Linked DNA regions of Homo sapiens: regions 2, 3, 4, 5 and 6 are each linked to region 1. A link is a contact called in ENCODE Hi-C data. All regions are on one chromosome and are shown on one strand. The core of a region is the stretch at or near the end of the contact, and the rest is flanking DNA. Distances in the headings are between cores, read along the strand shown. Region 1 holds the start of CCNG1 (cyclin G1). Region 2 holds the start of MED7 (mediator complex subunit 7). Region 3 overlaps DOCK2 (dedicator of cytokinesis 2). Region 4 holds the start of DOCK2 (dedicator of cytokinesis 2). Region 5 holds the start of THG1L (tRNA-histidine guanylyltransferase 1 like). Region 6 holds the start of CLINT1 (clathrin interactor 1).

Region 1 (3,646 bases), core at 758-3,257:
TTTACTTCTCATTGTTGAGAAAAGAAAATGTGATTAAATAACTTGCTGAAAGTCACATAACAAGTTATGAGCTATTCCTGGATATGAATATAAGTTTATTTTATTCTAAAGTCTATGTGTTTATATTGCCCACAGGTTACATGTTCTACAAGGACGGGTACCAGTCTAATTTGTTCTCCACTGGCCTATGCTATGTGTTCAATAAATATTAGTTAATTTATTCGTGCTTTTGATTGCTATAAAGAATTTTTTTTTTTTTAGACCAAGTCTTGCTCTGTTGCCCAGGCTGGAGTGCAGTGGCACCATCTCGGCTCACTGCAACCTCTACCTCCCAGGTTCAAGCGATTCTCCTGCCTCAGCCTCCCGAGTAGCTGGGATTACAGGCACGTGCCACCATGCCCAGCTAATTTTTGTATTTTCAGTAGAGACGGGGTTTCACCATGTTGGCCAGGTTGGTCTCAAACTCCTGACCTCAGGTAATCCACCCGCCTCTGCCTCCCAAAGTGCTGGGATTATAGGTGTGGGCCACCGCGCCCAGCCTGCCATAAAGATTTTATGATTTTTTAGCCATTTTTTTTAAAAATTGTGCATATACATTCCTAATTTTAGGAATTAGGAATAATAGGAACTAAAAGCCAAAAGGAGAAACTACATTTATAAACTCACACATTACAGCAAAAAGTATTTTTAAATAAAATCACTTGTTAAAGGTTATAAATTGCCAATTTATATTCACTAGGTAAGCTTTTATTTTCAAAAGGAACAAAGGCCTCTTCCCCATTTGAGCCCCAGTTTCTTAAACTGACCTGATTATGTGGCTAAGGTATTATTGTGAGGTATTGATGTTTTCTCCTGTTTTTCCTTCCCCTTCCTCCCCACCCCTTTTCCCCCTTTCCAGAGTTTTGTTCTGTGGCATTGCCTTGGGTAAGTACACGGCAGGGCAAATAGCAGAGTGACGGCAAATCTTTCAGATTTTCACTTTTTCAAAGTAAGAGAGACCGAACTGGGGCCATGAGAACAGAGACATCCAACTACTGTGTAATTCATAAGAGTTTAGAAATGACTCCTTGTGCACCCTTTTTCAGGCCCTTTTACAAATGGACTTTTCTCACTTGTGATGATCTGGGAGAGTGAGAGTGAGGAGAGTCTAAGAAGAGTTCAGGCTAATTATTTTCCCACTAATCTGGCATAGGAGAGGCTCACAGAGATTAAATTCATTATGGTAAATACAAAGAGTAATACTGCTTTACACTCGGGTCTGTAGACTGAGATTCACACTCACCACAATTATTCCTGTTAACAGTCTGCCACATACCTTTCATTTTAAGCAACTGAAAAATTGTACCAACTTTTCTCTTTAAATTTGCTTTAAAAGCAAATTCAGAAAATTGGTAGAGGGTCAAGAAATTACACAGTCCAACTCCATTATTTGATAAATTGTATAAAAAGCAAACTAAGGCAAGAATCAACTGACTTCCAAAGTTCACGAAGAGAGCACTCTGGAAGTTGATAAACCACCAAACCATATAAATTCCACCACCTCTTTATCTGTAATTAAAAATCAAAGGTTGACTTTTTTTTTTTTAACTACTCACTGTATTTTTAGAAAGATGGGGCAGAACCACTGTAGAACTCCTAAACCCCACAGAACAAACAGTACATTCTGGAATGATACGCCGGCCAATCCGGCTGGCAGCCGATTGACCTGACCCAGGCGAGGGTTGCTGCACCGAGTATTTAGTTTGGCCCCCTACTGAATGAAGACACTTTGTTAAATTCTCCAATGAGAGACGCTTAGAGGTAGGGGCGTGGAAGGGGGCCGGGGAATTTGAGGCCAGATAACGGGAAGTGTGAGCCGATTGGCCGGACTTCTCACTCCACGGCCCAGCCGTTTACGGATCGCGGAGGCCATCCATCAAAAGAATTACACCAATCAGCGGCGAAAATGCCCCCTTCTCGCGAGAAAGCCCCGCCCTCCAATATATTCCTCGTTAGGGCAGGCGCGGCCCCTTCGGCTCCGAGCTGACCCTGATCAGGGCCGAGTTGTCTCGGCGGCGCTGCCGAGGCCTCCACCCAGGACAGTCCCCCTCCCCGGGCCTCTCTCCTCTTGCCTACGAGTCCCCTCTCCTCGTAGGCCTCTCGGATCTGATATCGTGGGGTGAGGTGAGCAGGCCCGGGGAGGGTGGTTACCGCTGAGGAGCTGCAGTCTCTGTCAAGGTGAGTGGGACTGCGCGGGAGTTGACCGCCAGGTGCGGGTGGGGAGCTGGGTTGGGGGCGCGGGGCGAGGAGTAGGTCTGGCCCGCGCCCTTTTCCACACTAAACTCTACCGCTGTTGTGAGCACAAGCCCAGGCTAGTCCGAGGCTGGAGGGGCGGAGCCGGATCCGGCCTCCTGAGGTGCCTTTCGTGTCTGCCGACCCAGTCCCAGGGACTAGCCTGGGGAGGAAGAATGGAACCCCTGCAGTTAGAGGTTCCTCACATGACTAGCTCTGAAGACCTCCTGCCTTCCTGTCTTTAGTTGGTGTGGGAGGGACCTTCCATGTATCCAGGGCTTAGCTTGTGCCCGGGACATGGTTGTGTTATGCACACTTAAATCAATGGAATTCCCAGGTTCATCTTTCAGACTAGGTTAGCAACAACCCACCGCACCCCCCCGCCCCAATACGTGCTCCTAATGTCACCTTTTAAGTTTCCTTTCCTAACAACAATAAAAGTTAAGTAATATTGAGTATTGTGTGCCAAGCACTGTGCTATACTCTTTAAGTGGTGAATCATCTTGTTCAGTCTTCACATTCAGCGACAGATATTGTTACCCTCATTTTATAAATCTAGAAAGAAGCTCAAGCTCATTATTATTGTTCAGTGTTTTTTAAGCGTCTACTGTATGTGCTAAGCTCTTTACGTGATTTCATTTTAACTCACAAATCTGTGAGGTAGGTCATAAACCTTATCCCTACTTTATCAATGTGGAACTAAGTACAATTAAGTAACTTGAACAGTTCATTTTGTTAATATGTGGCAGAATACTTAACTACCATCTGCTTTTCACTTTCGGTATCCTGTCTTACGGTGTTTATTCGTGGTTATCTATTGACAGTGAATAACTTGAACAAGTATTTCTTGAAGATTTGCATTTTATTTTTCTAAAAAGCATGGTTCCGACCGGGCGCGGTGGCTCACGCCTGTAATCCCGGCACTTTGGAAGGCCGAGGCGGGCAGATCACAAGGCCAGGAGACCGAGACCATCCTGGCCAACATGGTGAAACCCCGTCTCTACTAAAAATATAAAAATTAGCTGGGCGCGGTGGCGCATGCCTGTAATCCCAGCTCCTCGGGAGGCTGAGGCAGGAGAATCGCTTGAACCAGGGAGTCGGAGGTTGCAGTGAGCCAAGATCGTGCCACTGTACTCCAGCCTGGCAACAGAGCGAGACTCCTTCTCAAAAAAAAAAAAAAAAAGCATGGTTCCTTCCCTCTAGGAACTCAATTTAGGATGTGACCAACTTGTAGAAGGGAAATAAATAACAGATGGCACTTTGCAATGACTTAGATGCACTAGCCGCATTGGGGGATGGGAGGCTTATAAATCATTTCTTGGCCCAGTGCAAAGATGGCCAAGGAAAGCAGGAAGGACTACTCTTACACTCCTTG
Region 2 (3,646 bases), core at 791-3,290, 6.3 Mb before region 1:
AGCCACCACACCCAGACATTTTAAAACTTTTAACATAAATTCAGATTACAGAAAAAGTGCATGAATACACAAAAAACACTTCATATTCTTCACTCAGATTCTCCAAATGTTAACATTTTCCTTCATTTGCTTTATTGGTTTTTCATTCCTTTACCCCTGAATACTTCAGTGTGTTTTCTCGTGACAAGAATGTTTTCTTCTACCCAAAGCACAATTACCAAAATCAAAGAATTAACAGTGATCTGGTACTTCAAAATACATTTTTTTTTTCCCTGAGACAGTGTCTCGCTCTGTCACCCAGGTTGGAGTGCAGTGGCACGATCTCGGCTCACTGCAAGCTCGGACTCCCGGGTTCACGCCATTCTCCTGCCTCAGCCGCCTGAGTAGCTAGGACTACAGGCGCCCGCCACGACGCCCGGCTAATGTTTTCTATTTTCAGTAGAGACGAGATTTCATCGTGTTAGCCAGGATGGTCTCGATCTCCTGACCTCGTGTTCCACCTGCCTCGACCTCCCAAAGTTCTGGGATTACAGGCGTGAGCCACCGTGCCCGGCAGAAAATACAATTTTTGACAGCTCACGTTTCATCCCACTCAAACCTTTTTAGGTGAGGAGTGCTGCTCTGTACTTTCCTACACGATGTGCATTCCTGTATTGCGGCTGCCATTTTCCTAAGGCCAACTACATGACAGGTACCATTTTTTATGGCCTCTGTAACATAATCTTCATTAACAATTCTATGAATTAAGGTTTTTGGGGTTTTTGTTGTTAGTTTTGTTTTTTGAGACAAGGGCTCAATCTGTCTCCCAGGCTGGAGTGCAGTGGTACCATCAGGGCTCACTGCAACCTCTGCCTCCCGGGTTCAAGGGATTCTCCTGCCTGAGCCTCCTGAGTAGCTGGGGACTACAGGTGCGCACCACCACGCCCAGCTAATTTTTGTATTTCTCGGTAAAGACAGGTTTTCACCATGTTGGCCAGGCTGGTCTGGAACTCCTGACCTCAAGTGATCCGCCCACCTCGGCCTCCCAAAGTGCTGGGATTACAGGCGTGAGCCACCACACGGTCCCACGAATTAAGTTCTATTATCAATTTCATTTTAGAAGTGAGGATCCGAAGTCTCAATGAGGGGAAGTGTTGCCCCAGATCAAAAGGTTAATAAATGGCACAACAGGAATTCTTATCCCAGGTCCCTTTAGCTCCAAAGGGCAAGCTCTCTTATATCCCTAAGCCGAGAAGCATCTAACTGTACAATAAGGACTGGCATATCACAAAAATTATATTTCTTTCTCTACTGTCTCTCTAGATGGAACTTTTCAAAGGTGATGGAGGTCTTATTTTTAATAAAAGCAGAGCCAAGCATCAGAGCTGGTTCTTAACTCAAGATCCAACATCTAGTGTTTGTTCTACTGGGGGAGAAGGAGCTTCACCAGAAGACGACAGACATTCCAGGGTCCCAGCCCCAGAGATTTGATTCATTCTGTCTACTGTGAATGGGCCCTAGAATGTCGCTTTTAAAACCTCTCCAGATGGACCTGACGATTAGGCTTGGGATCTACCGCCCTCGCCTGCCCCCATACCTCAGCTGTTTCATAACTGCTCCCAGAAGAAGGAAGGGCAGGGAGGGCTACTCTCATGTTACAAAGAGCCGGAGAGGGCAAATGACTCGCCCAAGGCCACACAGCTTAGAAAAACAGCGGCGCGGGGACTAGACGCCAGGTCTCCCAACCTCCACTCCGGCTCGGCGTCCCAACACGGAGGAAGCCCCGAGACTGCCACGCTTAGAGCCCCCTCCTCCAGGCTGTCCACCCCGAGGCCTCCGCGCTCTCGGAGAGACCGCACTCTCGGAGAGACTCGGGAGAGAAAGACGAAAGACCGCCTTTGGAGGCCGAACTCAGCCATGCCTCCCCAGTTCCCAGCCCAGCACAGAGGAAGCTGCGGGGTCCGGAAGAAAAAAACGCACACAGGCGGCGGCCCCAAACCGTTGCCGCCCACTTACCTCAGCTCTGGCTTTACACTGGTAGCCGCCTTCCCCTCTGCAGCCGAAACCAACTTCCGGTCTCCTCCGGGAAGAAGCCACCGACTCTGTCCTTGATTGGCTGTAAGAGCTGTCCTTTAACGAAATTCTAGCTCCGCCTCAGACCGATCCCTCGCTGTTGCGCCTACGTATGTTTGACTCCTCCCATCCACCCGTTACTGACTTTTAAAAGTCGTAGCTGAGGGTTCCGTTTCTTCGTTTCTTTTTGAATTAAGGCATAAAATTGAACAAGACACCTTATTGCTTTATTTTTTATAGACCCCTTATTGACCAGAAACAATCTTATGTTTTAATGTTTAACATGCTCTTGTAAGACTTAACGTGAATTTAGAAATTTATGACACGAAAATAACCTCCAAAAGAAACGCTTGCTATTGCGCCTGCGTATATTCCACCCCCTTCCCCATTACCACTCTTTTACTGACTTAGTCGCTGCTGGTAGTTCCATTCCTTTTGTCCTTTTTTAATTTAACGCATACAATTAAGACGTCTTACATACAAATTCGAAAATATAGACATGCAGGGTTTTTTTGTTGTTTTTTTCTTTGAGACGGAGTCTTTCTCTTTCGCCCAGGCTGGACTGCAGTGGCGCGATTTCGGCTCGCTGCAACTTCAGTCTCCGGGATTCAAGCGATTCTCGTGCCTCAGCCTCCCGAATAGTTGGGGTTTCACCTATTTTTTTTTCTTTTTTTTGTATTTTTGGTAGAGACAGGGTTTCACCGTGTTGGCGAGGCTCATCTCGAGCTCTTGATATGAAGTGATCCGCCCGCCTCGGCCACCCAAAGTGCTGGGATTGTAGGCGTGAACCACCACTTCCGGACTCCCCCATTTTAAATCCCTCGCACGTATCAATTTATTTCCTGAAGAAATCCATCTACGTTGAGCATAACCCAATCCAGCTTTTCTCCTCACCGCTGACCCCAATGTATCCTGCACCAGTGACTTCCAATGGTCGTTCCCAGTCCTCATTTTACTCCATCTGTCAGCAGCATTTGGCACATTTGATTAATGGATTGCCCCAGGACTCAGTTCTCCAACCACTTCTCAGTCAGATATCAGCTGGATGATTACATGCAGGCCCTGGAACACCGTTTCCTCTGCACTTCAGACCCTCATATCCAGTGGTGACAGACATCTTTCCCCAGTTGCACTTTACTCAATTGCAAATGTTCAATCGAAGGAATCACCTTTTTCTCCTTTCTCACATACCCCACCGAAACTACCATACCAGCCTTTTGCATTAGATCTATTTAAAAATAAGTAAATAAAGTTCCAAATATGACTGACCACCGTTCCCACTGCTATGGTCCTATGCCATGCCACCATTATCTCTCACCTGGACTTCTTTGATTTTTTGTCCTCCCTTAGTCTATTTACCACACCTTCTTAAAATATAAGACCGGTCTTATCACTCCTCTATTCAAAATCCTCCAAGGCTTTCTATGACTTTTAGAATAAAATCTGACATCCTTCCCCTGGCCTATATCACAGGCCCTACAAAATTGCCAAGTACATCCCGGCCTTGGGGCCAATGCATTTGCCTGGAACTCTTTGCACAGATATTGACACGTCTCATTTCCTTCTTTCCTTTTTTTTTTTTTTTTTTTTTTTT
Region 3 (3,646 bases), core at 403-2,902, 6.2 Mb after region 1:
TTTGGTAACGCTAGTAATTAGAATTTACTAAACAGAAATGCTTTCTCATTTTAGGAATGTATGTTTCATAGCAAAAGCCTAACTGGGTGGTTCGATGTTTGTTATGCTCTCCATTTGCTTCAGCCATGGGGCTATTCAGCCTGTGACTCTTCCTAGATACAGTTCTTTATTAGTATTAATATCACGATAAAGGGAAATAAGCATCATTAGGGTTTGGAAGGGTCCCATAAATCACACCTCTAATTCCAGGAGAGCCGATGTGCACAGTTGTGTTGTTTGTTTACTGCATGAAGGCACCCAGCCCAGGGAGCAGGAGCTCACTCCCCTCCCCAAGCTGGGAGCCCTGTCTTGGGCAATGTGGTGGCATCTCTTTCTTTCTCCTACAAAGATGCCATTGCCTTGTGAAGCCAGGTGTCTACTGGGCTGCGTCCACCCATGGTGGTGTGCTTGTAGGGAGTGCTTTTTAAAATTTGCACAAAGATGAATGGCCTTGGACTCATAAGTCAGGCAGTTGGAAATCAACATGTCATTGATAAACTTGATATTGGGAGCATGGCTTGGGCATGAGAACCAAATGAGCTGCTGATCTGTTACCTGCAGTCAGGCAGGCTCCCACCCCTCACTGGCCCAACTGGCCTACCACAGTTCCCTCCTACCTGGGCCTGCTGATACCTCCTGCTGCATGGAGGGCACAGAGCCTGGGCTTCCTGTGTCTCGGCAGAGTGGTAGAGGAAGAAGAGAGAGTGTATTGAGCACATAGGCCTGTTCTGCCCCCAGTGAATCCATTAGAGGAGGCCCTGGGGAGGGAGTGACGGTCAGGGAGGAGGCAGGTGTGCCACTGTGAAGGAGTCCTTTCATGGGGAAAGGCGGTCACCTGCAGGAGTAGCCATCTTTGGTCCTTTCCACAAAATAGACACTGTGCTAAGTTCTTTATAACACATGATCCTAGTCACTCCTCACCACAACCCACAGGACAGGCAGTGTCATTTCCAGTGCTGGATTAGCTACATGCAACCTCTTAGGCAACAGAGCCCCTAGCTGGGTCTGCAGATTTGTACAAGGATGCTTGTGTAAACACATACACACACACAGACACACACAAAGACACACACAAACATACATATGTACATATATACACATATGCATACCTGTGCATGTAGATACAACCAAAAAACATACAGAAAACCATTTTGTGGGCAAATAATTTGAAATTTGATATGTCAAGACAACTTTAAAAGGGGTCATGGGGGAAATGAGAACTTTGTTCATCTTCCTTATATTTATTTTATGCTTTAGTATTATTTTTACTTGGGGTTGTAGATGAGGGGATACCGTACACTTTTCAGTGTCCAGGGCCTGCAAAGTTCACACTCCGGCCCTGTTGAAACCTTTTACGCAAGGAGTGGACAAGGCTGGAGGAGAGGGGTGGAGACGCTGTCCTAGAGAATTGAATTGGGTCTGTGATTCCACGCACGCTGCCCCCTGCTCACAGCATAACCCTATCTTTTACAAATCTAGTTCTGCCCAGTGGCAGATAAGCAAACTGTAGGTGACTACCAAAGGCAAAGAATGAAAATAAAAACAGCAGCAACTCTCCTCAGTGCCTCTTTCATGCTACTGGATGCTAATCCTGAGAAACAGGCACGAGACCTCACATTTGCAGATGAGGAAATGGAGGCAGTGAAATGACTCATCTAAGGTTGCACAGTGAGCTAGTGGATTTTTTTTTTTTTTTTTAAGACGGACTCTTGCTTTTGTCTCCCAAGCTGGAGTGCAGTGATGCGATCTCGGCTCACTGCAGCCTCCGCCTCCCAGATTCAACTGATTCTTGCGCCTCAGCCTCATTCGTAGCTGGGATTACCAGCATGTGCCACCACGCCTGTATTTTCAATAGAGACGGGGTTTCGCCATGTTGGCCAGGCTGGTCTCAAACACCTGGCCCTAGGTGATTCGTGCACCTCGGCCTCCCAAAGTGCTGGGATGACAGGGGTGAGCCACCGCACCTGGCCCCAGTGGCTCTTTTCTGATAGCCAAGCCCACACTCTTTCCTCCACCCATGCCTGCCAAAACAATGACAAGGCCTTGGTCATTATTTTCTGTGTCCTACATTGTGAAATCCAGATGAGTATTTTTCTCTTCGTTGTATGCAGTTTCCCTGAATAGAAAGCTTGAGGGAATAAACCTCCCACACAGGCTGCCATAGTCAGAGCCTTGCCAGTACCTTTCCCTGGCCTGGTGCCCTGACCTTTACGAAGGCTACTCTGGTGGACTCAAGCCACCTTTATTCATCTCTGGGACACCTTTATCCTTTCTTTGGTTCTGGTTTTCCATTTCTAATTCAATTAGTCTTATTTTAATGTATCTTTGTAAATTAGTCACAATAACTTGCTGGAAAAAGCTGGATATATTCATTGGTAAATGGCTAATAATTTATTAATTATTTGAAAAGACAGTGTTTGGAAGTCTGCTAGAATGATTCTAGCTATCTGAGGAAATATCATATCTCCTGGTACGCAAATCATTAGGACTTCTCATGCATACACTCATGGCCATGCAGAGTTTTCAAATAGGGGATCCAAAGTCTTCTTGGGGTGCCTTGAGTGGCAGAAGGTAATGGAGCTGGAGGGGGTCTGAGAGCAGGTCTGGTGTTGTCTGCCTTCAGATGGGGTGTATGGTCTGTGATTCTGATTGAAAAAAAAAGATTCCTCTAAAAATATAAAAGGTGTGAAAACCACAATGTTAGTCAAAAATTAGTCAAAACTGTGTAGTAGAAAGAATATGGGTGTACCCGTGAAACCTTCTTACAGAAAACTACTTCAAAACCAAAATCCAGCCAACTGAGAGGTGAATCACAATACAAGAATATTGGATTAAAAATCTGTGATAAAAGGAAATAGTGGCTAATATTGGGTCCAAATGAATCGATTTATAAAAATTGATATTAAAAACAGTAGGAATTTCTTGTAGAAGGGACAAACATAAAAAAGCAGTGTGATTTTTTTCCTCCAACCACTTCCTTCAGTCATATTTGGTTGACATCTTTCCTGAGATTTGGTGGCATCAGAAGACTTTATTTAATCTTATATCCATGTGCTGCTCACCCACTTCTTCCCTTTCACCCATTCAAACAAGACCTGGGGAAGGAGTGAGTTTGGGATGTTTTCTTTCCTATTCTTTGTCTTCTCTACTGAAATAAGCCTAATGATTGGCCAGTCCACTGTACAAATAGTCATGTAGTTGAGGAATGAAATGCCAGATGCCCCTGACATCATGATTTTTATGGCTACCATAAAGAATGTTATTGTTGGGAACCTAGACAATATTTTAAAAAATCTAATAAAGTTGAGACTTGGGAGGAGAATGGAAGATAATAGCTAACTCAATGACATCACTTTCACAACAAAGTCAATGAATATTAATTGGAAATAAAACATGGAATTAAAAAAAATAACCACGTCTATCTTTGAATGCTTTTCATAACAATTTTCATTTTAGAGAAGTTTTCAGGAAATCTTTTTAGTGATAAAGAAACATTGAATCAAAGTTCAAATGTCCCTCAATTTCACTTGGTTTCTTTTTCTTCTGCTAAATACAAATAAGATTAAATAAAATTTTTATTTATATCCCAGCACTTTGGGAGGCAGAG
Region 4 (3,646 bases), core at 684-3,183, 6.2 Mb after region 1:
ACTATCTGTGACTTTACAGAAAATGTTTGGCATCCTCTATTGTATAGTCCCAATTTATAACATTGTTGTGATAGCTAGTTTTGTGAGTCAACTTGGCAAGGCTATGGCCCAGTTATTCAATCAAATACCAATCTTCACAATCTTCACAGGGGTTGCTGTGAAGTACTTTGTAGATGTGATTAACATCTACCATACATTGAATTTAATTAAGGGAGATTATCCTCAATACATTTGGTTGGTGTGATCCAATTAGTTGACAAACCTTATGAATAGAACTGAGGTTCCTTGAAAAAGAAGAAATTCCTCCTGAGGACATCTGCCTGTGAGTTTCCAAACTGCTCTTCCTGACAGCCCCACAATCGCATTAGCCAATCCCCAATCTCTCTCTGTCTCTCATATACATATATATGTATGTGTATATATATATATATATATATGCATATATGTATGTGTATATATATATGCATATATGTATGTGTATATATATGCATATATGTATGTGTATATATATGCATATATGTATGTATGTATGTGTATATATATATGCATATATGTATGTATGTATATATATGTATGCATATATATAAAATCTCCTACTCTGGTCATCTGGTGGAACCCTAATACCACTGCTGACTGTATAAGACATTATTACCTAATTTGTGCTGCTAGAAAACAGAAAAGAAAATAACTGCAGATAAAACAAAATCAATAATTTTTTGTTGCTCCAGTTCAGCTGTGATATTGCCTAATCTATCTTAATGACTCTCCAGTGTAAGGCAGAAAGGGGTAGTGAGAGTCATGAATAAAGAAAGAAAACTCAGCAAAACTTAAATTCAGCCTTATCACTGTGGATCAGACTTTTTTTTTTTTTTTTTGGACAGAATCTGTTCTCAGAGCAAAAATGAGATTTTTCGAGGAAATGTCTCCATTAGCCTAACTCTAGGGCTCTTTTCCTGGGTCCCACTGTTGCTGGCTGTGACAGCACCCTTCACCTTGCAGTGATGTTGGTAAATAGTGTATTTACGTATTTTCAGAGTAGAGCTTCTAGAGCTTACATCAGATTTTCCAACGGGTTTGTAGCACCAAAACGATAAAAAGCTGTAAATGGGCCAGGCACGGTGGCTCACACCTGTAATCCCAGCACTTTGGGAGGCTGAGGCTGGCGGATCACCTGAGGTGGGGAGTTCGAGACCAGCATGACCAACATGGAGAAACCACGTTTCTACTGAAAATGCAAAGTTAGCCGGGCATGCTGGTGCATGCCTGTAATCCCAGCTACTGGGAAGGCTGAGACAGGAGAGTCGCTTGAACTCGGGAGGCGGAGGTCGCGGTGAGCCGCGATCGCGTCGTTGCACTCCAGCCTGGGCAGCAAGAGAGAAACTCGAAACTCCGTCTCACAAAAAAAAAAAAAAAAGGCTGTAAAGGATCCACCTCCAGGTAAACATTTACTCTTCCATGTCACCTGCTGTGTACATTGTCTCTCTAACCCTCACAATAATCATATGAAGTAGGTATTAGTATCCCATTTCACAGATGAGAAAACTGAAGCTTAGAAAAATGAAGTCATTTGTCCCCGTCTGGATTCGAACCGAGATCTGACACCAAAGCTCATGCTGAGGGGAGTTAAGGAGGTTTGTTCAGTCCCTAGGCACGGCAATCAGGAAACTCTCTGCACTTGCGGTGGTGGTCTGGCGAGCCCCAGGTGGGGACTGGCCTCTGCTCCCTCGCCTGGGGAGGAGACAAAGTGGGAGTGGTCCCCAAGTTTTGCGTGAAGTGGGGTGGGGTGGCGTGTCTTAGCCTACGGGGCACCAGCCTTCTAGTGTGCCCCTGCCCAACGGGAGGGAGGAGGGAGCGGGGAGCCCCGGCGAGGGAGGAGAGGGCGGGCCCTGAGAGGAGTTTGAAAAGAGGAAGGAAGTGGGGCCCTGCGGCGCCCAGCCACCCCCTGACGGCTTCCCCACGGGAGGACGCGAGGCCCCGGCCCAGCCATGGCCCCCTGGCGCAAAGCTGACAAGGAGCGGCACGGCGTGGGTAGGTGCGGGCCCCAGGGCGCGGCAGGGAGCGGGACAGGTGGCGGGAGAGCCGCGAGCAGGAGGATGCTGCGGGGCCGGCGGCGCGGGGTGGGCAGGGCGCGCTGCCTGCAGGTCAGAGGGCGCAGCCTGCGGCGGGGCCTCGGGGCGGGAAAGCCGAGGCTCGGGGAGAGGACGGCGGGACCCCACCCCGCAGGCTAAGCACAGCCCTCGCCCTCTCGCCTGCTGAGGGAACCTTAGACATTTCCGAGATAGGGTCAAGACCTGCGCTTGACAACTCAGTTCTTCGCGCCAAACTCGGCGTCCCCAGGAGTGCCCCAGCTCGCCGCGTGGGAGACTTGGCCTTGTAGAGGGAGCTCCACTCTCCCCTGGCTCAGCCTTGGCCTGCCCACCATGCATACTTCCACCCCCTCCAAAGCGACACCCATTTGCCTGCTTCCCCTGTCTGTTCCTCCTGGGTCAGATGACTCCTGATTTGGCAGGGCATCCAGAGGGCAGCTCAAGCTTGGGGGAATGGGGCTGGACGGTGGGGTTCTCTACTCAGCCCCCCAGAGCCTCTGGGGAAAAAGGCTCCCGCCAGGTGGTCTTAGGGTAACCAAGAAGCTAGCTTCGTCAGCCTCAGCCATCTAAACTCCCAGAAGCCTCTGCCTGGAGCTCAGGGGCGGAAGTGGTGGCTGGGGGAAGGGAGGCCTCAGGTGCTGCTACTCTAAGTGTCATCCGTGGTGCAATCTCCATGGACTCACTGTGGTTTTTAAACTTAAATATCAAATAAAAAGTCACTCTGGAGCTTCCTACACAGGCGGATACCAGACACCATCTCAGAGATAAATATTTCGCAGGTGAGGCATTGGAAGACCCAAACACCCAGAGGGATTTGATGCAGGGGGTCCCCAGGCCACTGTTTGGGAAACACTGCCCTGGAGAGATCAGCAGTTATCCACTCAATTACTGGGTACCGGGCACTGTGGGGTCATTTTGATATAAATGGTCCCCATCCAGAGAACAAATAATAATTCATATCTCAAGGGGCAGTTACAAAGTAAGGAAGGATACAGCTTCTGCCCTTGAGGAGTTATGTGTAAGGCTAGAGGCTTGGACTGGGAAGTCAGAACTGAGTTCAAATCAGGGTCTGTTTCCTCGTCTATAAAGTGGAAGTAATAATAATGCAGGTCTCATGAGACTCTTGTGAGGATTGAATGGGGTTATGCATGGAAAGCATTTAGTAGTGTGCTGGCTCAATAAGAGTTAGTGATTCAGGTCCAGGGTCTTACCTAGCAGCTTCAGAACCAAGAGACACCAGCACCAAGATGCACCCTAATGCCAGATTCAGGACAGTCATGCCTTATGAGACTGTAGTATTTCATGGTTTGCAAGACCAAAGGTCATGCAATCTCTGTCTGACTTCAGAACCCCCATGTGAGGCAGTGTATTATTCCCAACTTACAGGTGAAGTAACCAAGTTTACATCACTTGGAAGCAATGGAGCGGGCCTTAAATTCAATTGTCTTCAGACCCTAGGCCCTTTGCATGGCACCAGAAAAGCATCTAGAAGGGGAACATCATGGGTAAAGGCAGGGAACTGGCATCCCTGAAGTGTGTGGGTCAAACAATAAGTAGTC
Region 5 (3,646 bases), core at 347-2,846, 5.7 Mb before region 1:
CTAATGAAAGTAGGGCTCCTAGAGGAGGCAAGATTTGGTTGTCTCCTGGTCAGCTTGGAGAGAGGAGTTTGTGGAAGTAAAAGGTGAGGAATGATAACCTACAGAAAACTGACTTCACAGCAACAGAAACAAAGAAAAGATGCAGGATGTCATAATTTATGTCTTGGTCCTGCCACATATGTGACCTTATGTAAATTATTTTTTTCTCTTTGAGTCTCAGATTTCCCCTTTGTAAAGGTGAAATCCCAGTTCCTCTTTTGCATCCCTCTGATGTTACTCTGAGCATCAAAGGAGTGATGACTACCATTTGTGGTACTATTATGAGGATATACACACATACTGATATAGATCCCTGTATGGATACACAAAAAACTGGTAACAGTAACTGCCTAAAGTATGTTGTTAGGAGTCAGTGAGAGACTTTTTGCTACATATAAAAGGATTTATATTGTTTGAATATTTTTCTTTTTCTTTAGAGACAGATTCTTGCTCTGTCACCAAGGCTGGAGTGCAGTGGCTAATGATGGGTCACTGCAGTCTCGAACTCCTGGCCTCAAGTATCTTCCCACCTCATCCTCCCATAGCTAGGACTACGGGCATGGGCTACTAAGCCTGGATAATTTTTTTTCTTTTTTGTAGGAACAGGGGTCTTGCTACGTTGCCAAGGCTGGTATGAATCTCCTGAACTCAAGCAATCCTCCTGCCTCTGCCTCCCAAAGTGCTGGGATTACAGGCGTCAGCCACCGTGCCTGGCCTGAATATCTTTCTTGAGGATGGAAAAAAAAAAAAAGTAAGTAAGTAGGTAATGAATTTGAAAGAGCTTTGTAAATCACAAAGTATGACACAAATATTAGGATTTTATTTTTACTATTATCCACCAGCAACAAGATATCAAACACTGGTTCTGTGATTATTTAATGGTGAAAAAGTTGAATAAATCAATTTAGTATACCCATATGTTGGAATATTGAGTCCATTTTTCTTTTAAAAATCACACTTTGGAATAATTGATGATACTGGCAAATGCTCAAGCTGAGTGGAAAAATATATAAACATTGTATAGGCGAATAATTCCAATCTTGTGCATTCCCTGTGTAAACCTACATACACAAAAAGAAAAAAGACTGAAAGGAACCATCCACAATGCTTTGATGGGAAAGACGGAGAAACAAAGTGTTAATTTTCTTAACTATAGTTTTGGTGTATTCCAGATTTTCTACAAGTTAATAAATGCCACTAAGAAAAGGGGAAACATCACAGCTACACCTTCAAACACCAGAAAAAGAATTTTTTTTTTTTTTTTTTTTTTTAGGTTGGGGTATGATTTTGATCTGGGCACTAACGGGGACACTGATTGCTTTTGCCAGTAAGTCAAGACCAGCAGATAAAAAATAATTTTTAAAAACCTCGTGAGACTGATTTGCCGCAGGACGGGAGGAGGAAGAAGCAAGCGTGGAAGGTGCTAACGGAGGAACCTAAACCTCCATCCTCTTTGCCTGGGAGGTTAAGAACTACAGGGAGAGGCGAGAGAGACTATGACTGCCCTACGGCTAGAGTAGCCGCGAAGAGAACACTTCCGGGGCGGGGCTATCTGGCCCTTTCCTTTCCGCGTGTAGAATGTGGGGCGCCTGTAAAGTTAAGGTTCACGATTCCTTGGCCACCATTTCCATCACTCTGAGACGGTACCTGAGATTGGGGGCGACCATGGCAAAAAGCAAGTTCGAGTACGTGAGGGACTTCGAGGCTGACGACACCTGCCTGGCACACTGCTGGGTGGTAGTGCGGCTGGACGGCCGGAATTTCCATCGGTGAGCGAGCTCGACTCGGGGCGTCGCGATGCGCCAGCGCTTCCGGGGAATCCAGCTTCTTCCCTTGCAAGTCCTCCCGCCCGCTCCAGTCACGGTTACCAGGGTAACGCGGTAGCCAATGAGTGCGCAGCATGGAGCATTGCCCCGCCCTGCGTGTTGGCTAGGACAGTGCCTGAACGCTGGCTGTTAGCGTAATTGAATGGGCGATGTGCTCCCGTGATGAGGATCTGGCTTGGAGTGCCCGTGTTAAGTGAACAGAGACTTGTTAGCAAGGACCTGTTGTTAAAAGTCACTCTCATGCACAATATTTAAGCTCTTAAGCCAATTGCCTAGCTATTCTGTTAGATATCTTTGAATGCTGACTGTTCAGAAGTCTGTGTAAGCCTTGCTTGTGGGCAATACTTAACGTCTGTGCTTCATTATCAGTAACAGGCCACATGGACTAGATTCAACAGAGAGTCAGAAAAAAAGAGAAGGCTGGGCGCGGGAGGCAGGAGGATCACTTAAGGCCAGGAGTTGGAGACCAAGTTTTTGTTTTTGTTTTGTTTTTTCTGTGGTTGTTGTTTGTGAAACTCCGCCACTACAAAAAAAAAAAAAAAAAAAAAAAAAAAAAGAGAGAGAGAGAGAGAAAGAAGGAAGAGAGAAAGAAAGAAAAAGAAAAAATTTAATTTGCCCGGCGCAGTGGTGCACACATGTAGTTCCAGCTACTGGGAAGGCTGAGGTGGAAGGATCGCTTGAGCCTGGGAGGTCAAGGCTGCAGTGAGCGGTGATTGGACACTGCACTCCAGCTTGGGTGACAGAGCAAGACCCTGTCTCAGAAAAAGAGGGAGGGGGAGAAAGAAATATAACAGAAAGATGGGAATTTAATCTTTGAAGAGGGCTGCATTGTTAATGATTATTATAACTAACATTTATTGAGCACTTACTAGGAGCTAGGTATGATTACTTTTATCTTCTCCCTAATCTTCAGGACAACCCAATGAGGTAAATATTCTTTTATTCCCATTTCACAGAAAGGAGAGTTGAGGCTTAGCATTTCTGTCTGGCTTTCTCAATTTCAGGGCAGGAAAAAAACTAAGTTCTTAAGAAAATGGATCAGGTTGTGGCTAGTTGAGCATTTGAGTTCACAGTGCTATTACATTATCTTCCTCCAAACAGCCTCTGTTATCTAGCAACAGAGCGTGTTGTTAATGACAGGCTTCCATCCATGCTTTCTTCCCTTTTTCCCCTGTGAAGGTTTGCTGAGAAGCACAACTTTGCAAAACCCAATGACAGCCGTGCTCTCCAGCTGATGACCAAATGTGCGCAGACTGTGATGGAAGAACTAGAGGATATTGTGATCGCGTATGGACAGAGTGATGAGTACAGCTTTGTGTTCAAGCGGAAAACCAATTGGTTTAAAAGAAGAGCCAGGTAATTCCATGACCTAACTCCTTTCTTCAGAATATTTCCTCCCAGCATCTGGTTTTCTGTTTATCTTAATCGCAGACTTACAGGCTACAGATGATGTCTGCAGTATTTGTAACTGCAGAGTACATGTATATTTCCTGTTTAGATTGTTGTACTTCCATCTGATAGCCGAGCATTCTGTGTGCCTCTTTTATCTGATTCTTTCCCCACATGCCCCATAAGATTGGTTTCTAGACTGACCTGGCATTGAACATTAAGATTAGAAACAGAGACTATAAGAATGTAATATTAACAATTCATAGGTTGGCTTTAGCCAGTGATAGTCTCTACGTGCATTGCATTACACTGTTCCTCAAGACAGATCTCATTATAAAATACACAAATCTGATATTTGATTTGGCAGTATTTTGAAACGCTGTATGGGAAAC
Region 6 (3,646 bases), core at 398-2,897, 5.6 Mb before region 1:
TCTTAAAGAGGTTTATTTCACTCTAAATGCAAAACATTTGCTAGTTTCAAAAGTACACTAATATAAACATATTCTGTTAAGGGCTTTATATGCAATACAATCCCTTAACCCTTAAGCCTCACAACAACATTCTAAGGTAGGTATCGTTGCATTTTCATTTTGTACCAGAGAAAACTAGGGCACTGTGAGGATAAGTAACTTCCCCAAGGTTATAAAGCTTGAACCCAGCTTTGCAGGTTCTGAAACCTGTGCTCCTTAGGCACTCTATTGCCTTCTTGGTAGCACAGAAAATATAAAAATATGGTCAAGCTCTAAGTTCTATCTGATGTATCAGACAAGGCACTGGAAATTACTTTGTTTCCTGGTGTCAAGAAAACAGTTTGCTATCTATACTTCCTGATTTTAGGTTAGGTGGGTGGCACAAATCAACTGTTTTTCTCACCACACTTATTGCATAATCATTAAAGCCCCAAAGGAAGAGGACTGCTTAAATTCTTAAACTTTATTTCCTGCTGGCCTAGAAGACCTTACTTAACCACTGTTATACCTGATATACTCATTTTAAAAGTTAAGGTTTTCCTTGTGCAAGTAAGAGACTAAAGTTATTTCAGTCTTAAAGGAAATCAACTACGTACTGGTCGTTTTACCTGCTTTTAAAAGCAGATCAACAGGATATAAACCTGGGTTGTTTTTTTCCTTAAGAGGACATTTCTTAATGACCTCTTAATTTAATCGAATGGAACAAGTAGCACACCAAAAATGATGTGTAGTGGAAAAAGAAACAGAAGAAAAAATCGCAAGAAGTCATATAGTGATCTACTTTCACTAGTGTTAGAAAAGCAAAGGATGAGTGTCTTCTTGAGTAACTTCAGGCTGACCACAATAGCCACTTGTTACACTACTACCACCCACTCCAACACTTCAGGTTCATTAGGAATTAAGAGGAGGCAAGGAAGATAAAAGACACACCCCAACCAGGTCTAAGGTCTCTCCGTACTACACCTTGAGGGACACAGGGAACCAGTGCATTGTGCCCCCCACCCCCAAACCTTCCCTGCTCCCCAGGAGGCAAAGCCCACGGCCTGGGGCCAAGACAGTCCTCCGGCCAGGGCAGTGACCCAGCGCCAAACAACCCGCCCCTTATGACCAAAGCGTCGGCACCCAGGGGTTGGAATAGGGGAAGGGACGGGAAGGCCTGGAAAGGAGAGAAGGGTGGCCAAGAGGATGTTTTTTTTTAAAACGAGGGAGGGTCCCTCCCCAGCCTCGCCAGCGGGGATGAGGCCCGGGGCCGGGAAGGAGCGGGCCGCCGCCATGATGGGGCTGGCAGAGCCAGGGGGCGTGACGTGGGCAACCCCTAGCCCAAGGCCAGCTCCTTCTCCCCCTCCCCCCTCCCCCACGTGGGCCTCGGCCACAACTGCCCCCCGATACTCACGCTTTGTCCACCAGCTCGCGCACCTTCCACATGTTCAACATCGTGCCCCGCGCGGGACGGTCCGCCGCCTCCCTCTCCTGCTCCCCACGGACCCCGGAACACTTCCGTACCGGGGCAGTTCCAGGCCGGGGTCACCGCCGCCCGCCGCCTCGAACTCCCCCAGTCAGCTCCTTCCTTTGCCACAGCAGCGGCGCCGCCGGTGACACGTCGAGACGCGGCAGCACAGGCGCTGCGTGGAGCGGAAGTGTCCGACTTTCCGCCGCTGCGCGCGGGGCACGCCGGGACTTGTAGTTTTCCCTGAGTGCCGAGCTCGGCCGGTTGAGTTGGGAGAGCTGAGAGGTTGAGTTGGGAGAGCTGAGAGGAGTTGGGATGGTTTCTCTTAAGCTTTCCCAGTCCCCGGCCCCAGACCTACCGAGCCAGAAATTTTGGAGGTGGGGCCCAGCGATCTGTGCTTTTACAAATCCTCTAGGTGATTCTGATCACGCTCAAGTTTCAGAACCACTGGTGCAGGGTCTAGTCACACTCAAACACTTTTCAAATGTAAGGCAGTATTACTATGTTATTAGTAATGATTATACAGAAGTATGATTGGCATACGCATTCCTCATCGACAGACACATCGCTGTATTTATTTCCCAATGCCCAAGTACACTTAGATCTCTAGGCCTTAGTTTCCACCCCTGTAAAATTGAAGAACTTGTATTCTAAATCCTTTTCCGCTCTAATTCTATGATACAATGTTTTATATTTAGACAACTACCTGAAATCCTTGTTAAATGCTTTACTATAAACCTCAGAAACTCAGTTCACACTCCACGGGAAACTAAAAAGCCAACATTATATATACACGCACACATACACATACATATGACAGGTTTGTGTTTTTTAAGGATAAATATGCACATTGCTTCCATTGCTTTGTTGCAATGGTTGTCATCACTTCCTTCTCTACTTACTCATTTTTATCAATGCTCATGTTAAAGCTACAAGCAACCTTAAGTTTCATTTGATCCATCTGCTGAAATTTTACAGTTCTTTTCATTCTACAAATATTTATTGAGCATCTTGTATGTTCCAGAAGTGGGGAATATAGTTAAAGACCCAGCTCTCTTGGAATTCAAACGTAATTGGAAGAAACATATAATAATCAAGGAAACATTTAAGATAATTGCATATAGTGTAATTGCTTAGCGGGTTCTTTCTGCCCACTTTACAGATAAAGTCAATTCACTGCGACCAAGTCATTGCAGTGAAGAGTTTGACATGAGGCTGGCCATGCCACTTGAGAGACAGAGTTATTACTCAAATCAATCTTCCTGAACATTTGGAAGCTAGAGTTTTTCAAAGATAGTTTGGTGAGCAGAGGGTTAGGGCATGGGTGCTGCTGATTGGTTAGGGATGCAATCAGAGGAGTATGGAAAATGGTTCTCCTTTGCTGAATCGGCTTCTTGATGGAGGGCCAGCAGAGGAGTGGCTGGTCTGGGTGGGGTCATCCGTTTGTCAGAAATGCAAAAGCCTGAAAAGACGTCTTAAAAGGCCAATCTTAGGTTCTACAATAGTTCATTACAGGCCAGGCACAGTGGCTCACGCCTGTTATCCCAGCATTTTGGGAGGCTGGGAGGCCAAGGCAGGAGGATCACTTGAGCCCAGGAGTTTGAGACCAGCCTGGGCAGCAAAGTGAGATCCCCCTGCCAGCCCAGTCTTTAAAAAAAAAAAAAAAAAAAAAAAAAAAGCCAGGCGTTGGGGCACACTCTTGTGAGGCCAGCTACTTAGGAGGTTGAAATGGAAGGATCCCTCGAAAGGATCAAATAAAGACTCCAATTCACAAAGAAGTGAAATTGATGGTTGCTAGTCATGAAGCTAGGTAACAATAATCCCAAATAAACAACCTCGGACCCTGGTCCCTCAAGTGAAACCACCTCTTTTCTATTTTCTTTTTCTTTTTCTTTTTTTTTTTTTTTGAGCTGGAGGTCTCACTCTGTTGCCCCAGCTGATCTGAAACTCCTGGGCTCAAGCAATCCTCCCACCTCAGTCTCTCAAGTAGCTGAGACTACAGGAAACCCTCTCCAAGTTGCATTCACTTAATTACCGAAAGCAGCTTTGAAAAAAGTTTCAGTAAGGCTTTCGGATTGAGGCCCCAAGAGAAAGAAGCAAGGTTGAAGGAATTGACAGGCAGAAAATTACAACAAGCAGAAATCCAAAGTTATCTCAGAG

Evidence for each region. Hi-C counts contacts between places; a loop is a spot of excess contacts on that map. Pooled maps may share reads with other maps.
Region 2: a loop to region 1 is called in a pooled map, with 13 times the contacts of the local background. The contact joins the promoter of MED7 here to the promoter of CCNG1 in region 1. A Hi-C loop is called at or near these places in 7 of 50 pooled maps.
Region 3: a loop to region 1 is called in a pooled map, with 4 times the contacts of the local background. The contact joins the enhancer-like site here to the promoter of CCNG1 in region 1. A Hi-C loop is called at or near these places in 2 of 50 pooled maps.
Region 4: a loop to region 1 is called in a pooled map, with 6 times the contacts of the local background. The contact joins the promoter of DOCK2 here to the promoter of CCNG1 in region 1. A Hi-C loop is called at or near these places in 6 of 50 pooled maps.
Region 5: a pooled map shows a loop between it and region 1 (7-fold over the local background). The contact joins the promoter of THG1L here to the promoter of CCNG1 in region 1. A Hi-C loop is called at or near these places in 5 of 50 pooled maps.
Region 6: a pooled map shows a loop between it and region 1 (12-fold over the local background). The contact joins the promoter of CLINT1 here to the promoter of CCNG1 in region 1. A Hi-C loop is called at or near these places in 7 of 50 pooled maps.

Annotation. Positions count from the first base shown.
Region 1 is chr5:163,435,588-163,439,233 of GRCh38, forward strand. It overlaps CCNG1 (cyclin G1), which reads left to right and starts at 2,008. Exons shown (of 7, transcript NM_004060.4): 1 at 2,008-2,217. It also overlaps a transcript of LOC105377700 not described here. RefSeq lists enhancers at 1,613-1,662, 2,104-2,681, 2,373-2,572 and a silencer at 1,853-1,932.
Region 2 is chr5:157,140,825-157,144,470 of GRCh38, forward strand. It overlaps MED7 (mediator complex subunit 7), which reads right to left and starts at 2,041. Exons shown (of 2, transcript NM_004270.5): 1 at 1,996-2,041. RefSeq lists enhancers at 1,709-1,758, 2,569-2,668.
Region 3 is chr5:169,654,604-169,658,249 of GRCh38, forward strand. All of the region lies in intron 2 of DOCK2 (dedicator of cytokinesis 2), which reads left to right. Among named protein-coding and RNA genes, the nearest start is that of DOCK2, 19 kb to the left of the region's middle. RefSeq lists enhancers at 1,774-1,823, 2,124-2,173, 2,204-2,253. Within about 2 kb of position 1,653, at least 3 of the 41 ENCODE cell types and tissues checked have a DNase peak (open chromatin) inside an H3K27ac peak, as active enhancers do.
Region 4 is chr5:169,635,342-169,638,987 of GRCh38, forward strand. DOCK2 (dedicator of cytokinesis 2) reads left to right here and starts at 1,934. Exons shown (of 52, transcript NM_004946.3): 1 at 1,934-2,028. The coding sequence starts at 1,986. RefSeq lists silencers at 1,802-2,281, 2,312-2,371 and an enhancer at 2,632-2,731.
Region 5 is chr5:157,729,824-157,733,469 of GRCh38, forward strand. THG1L (tRNA-histidine guanylyltransferase 1 like) reads left to right here and starts at 1,597. Exons shown (of 6, transcript NM_017872.5): 1 at 1,597-1,808; 2 at 3,045-3,221. The coding sequence starts at 1,618. RefSeq lists enhancers at 1-87, 118-197, 1,514-1,873.
Region 6 is chr5:157,857,498-157,861,143 of GRCh38, forward strand. It overlaps CLINT1 (clathrin interactor 1), which reads right to left and starts at 1,648. Exons shown (of 12, transcript NM_014666.4): 1 at 1,433-1,648. The coding sequence starts at 1,473. RefSeq lists enhancers at 1,278-1,859, 1,697-1,936.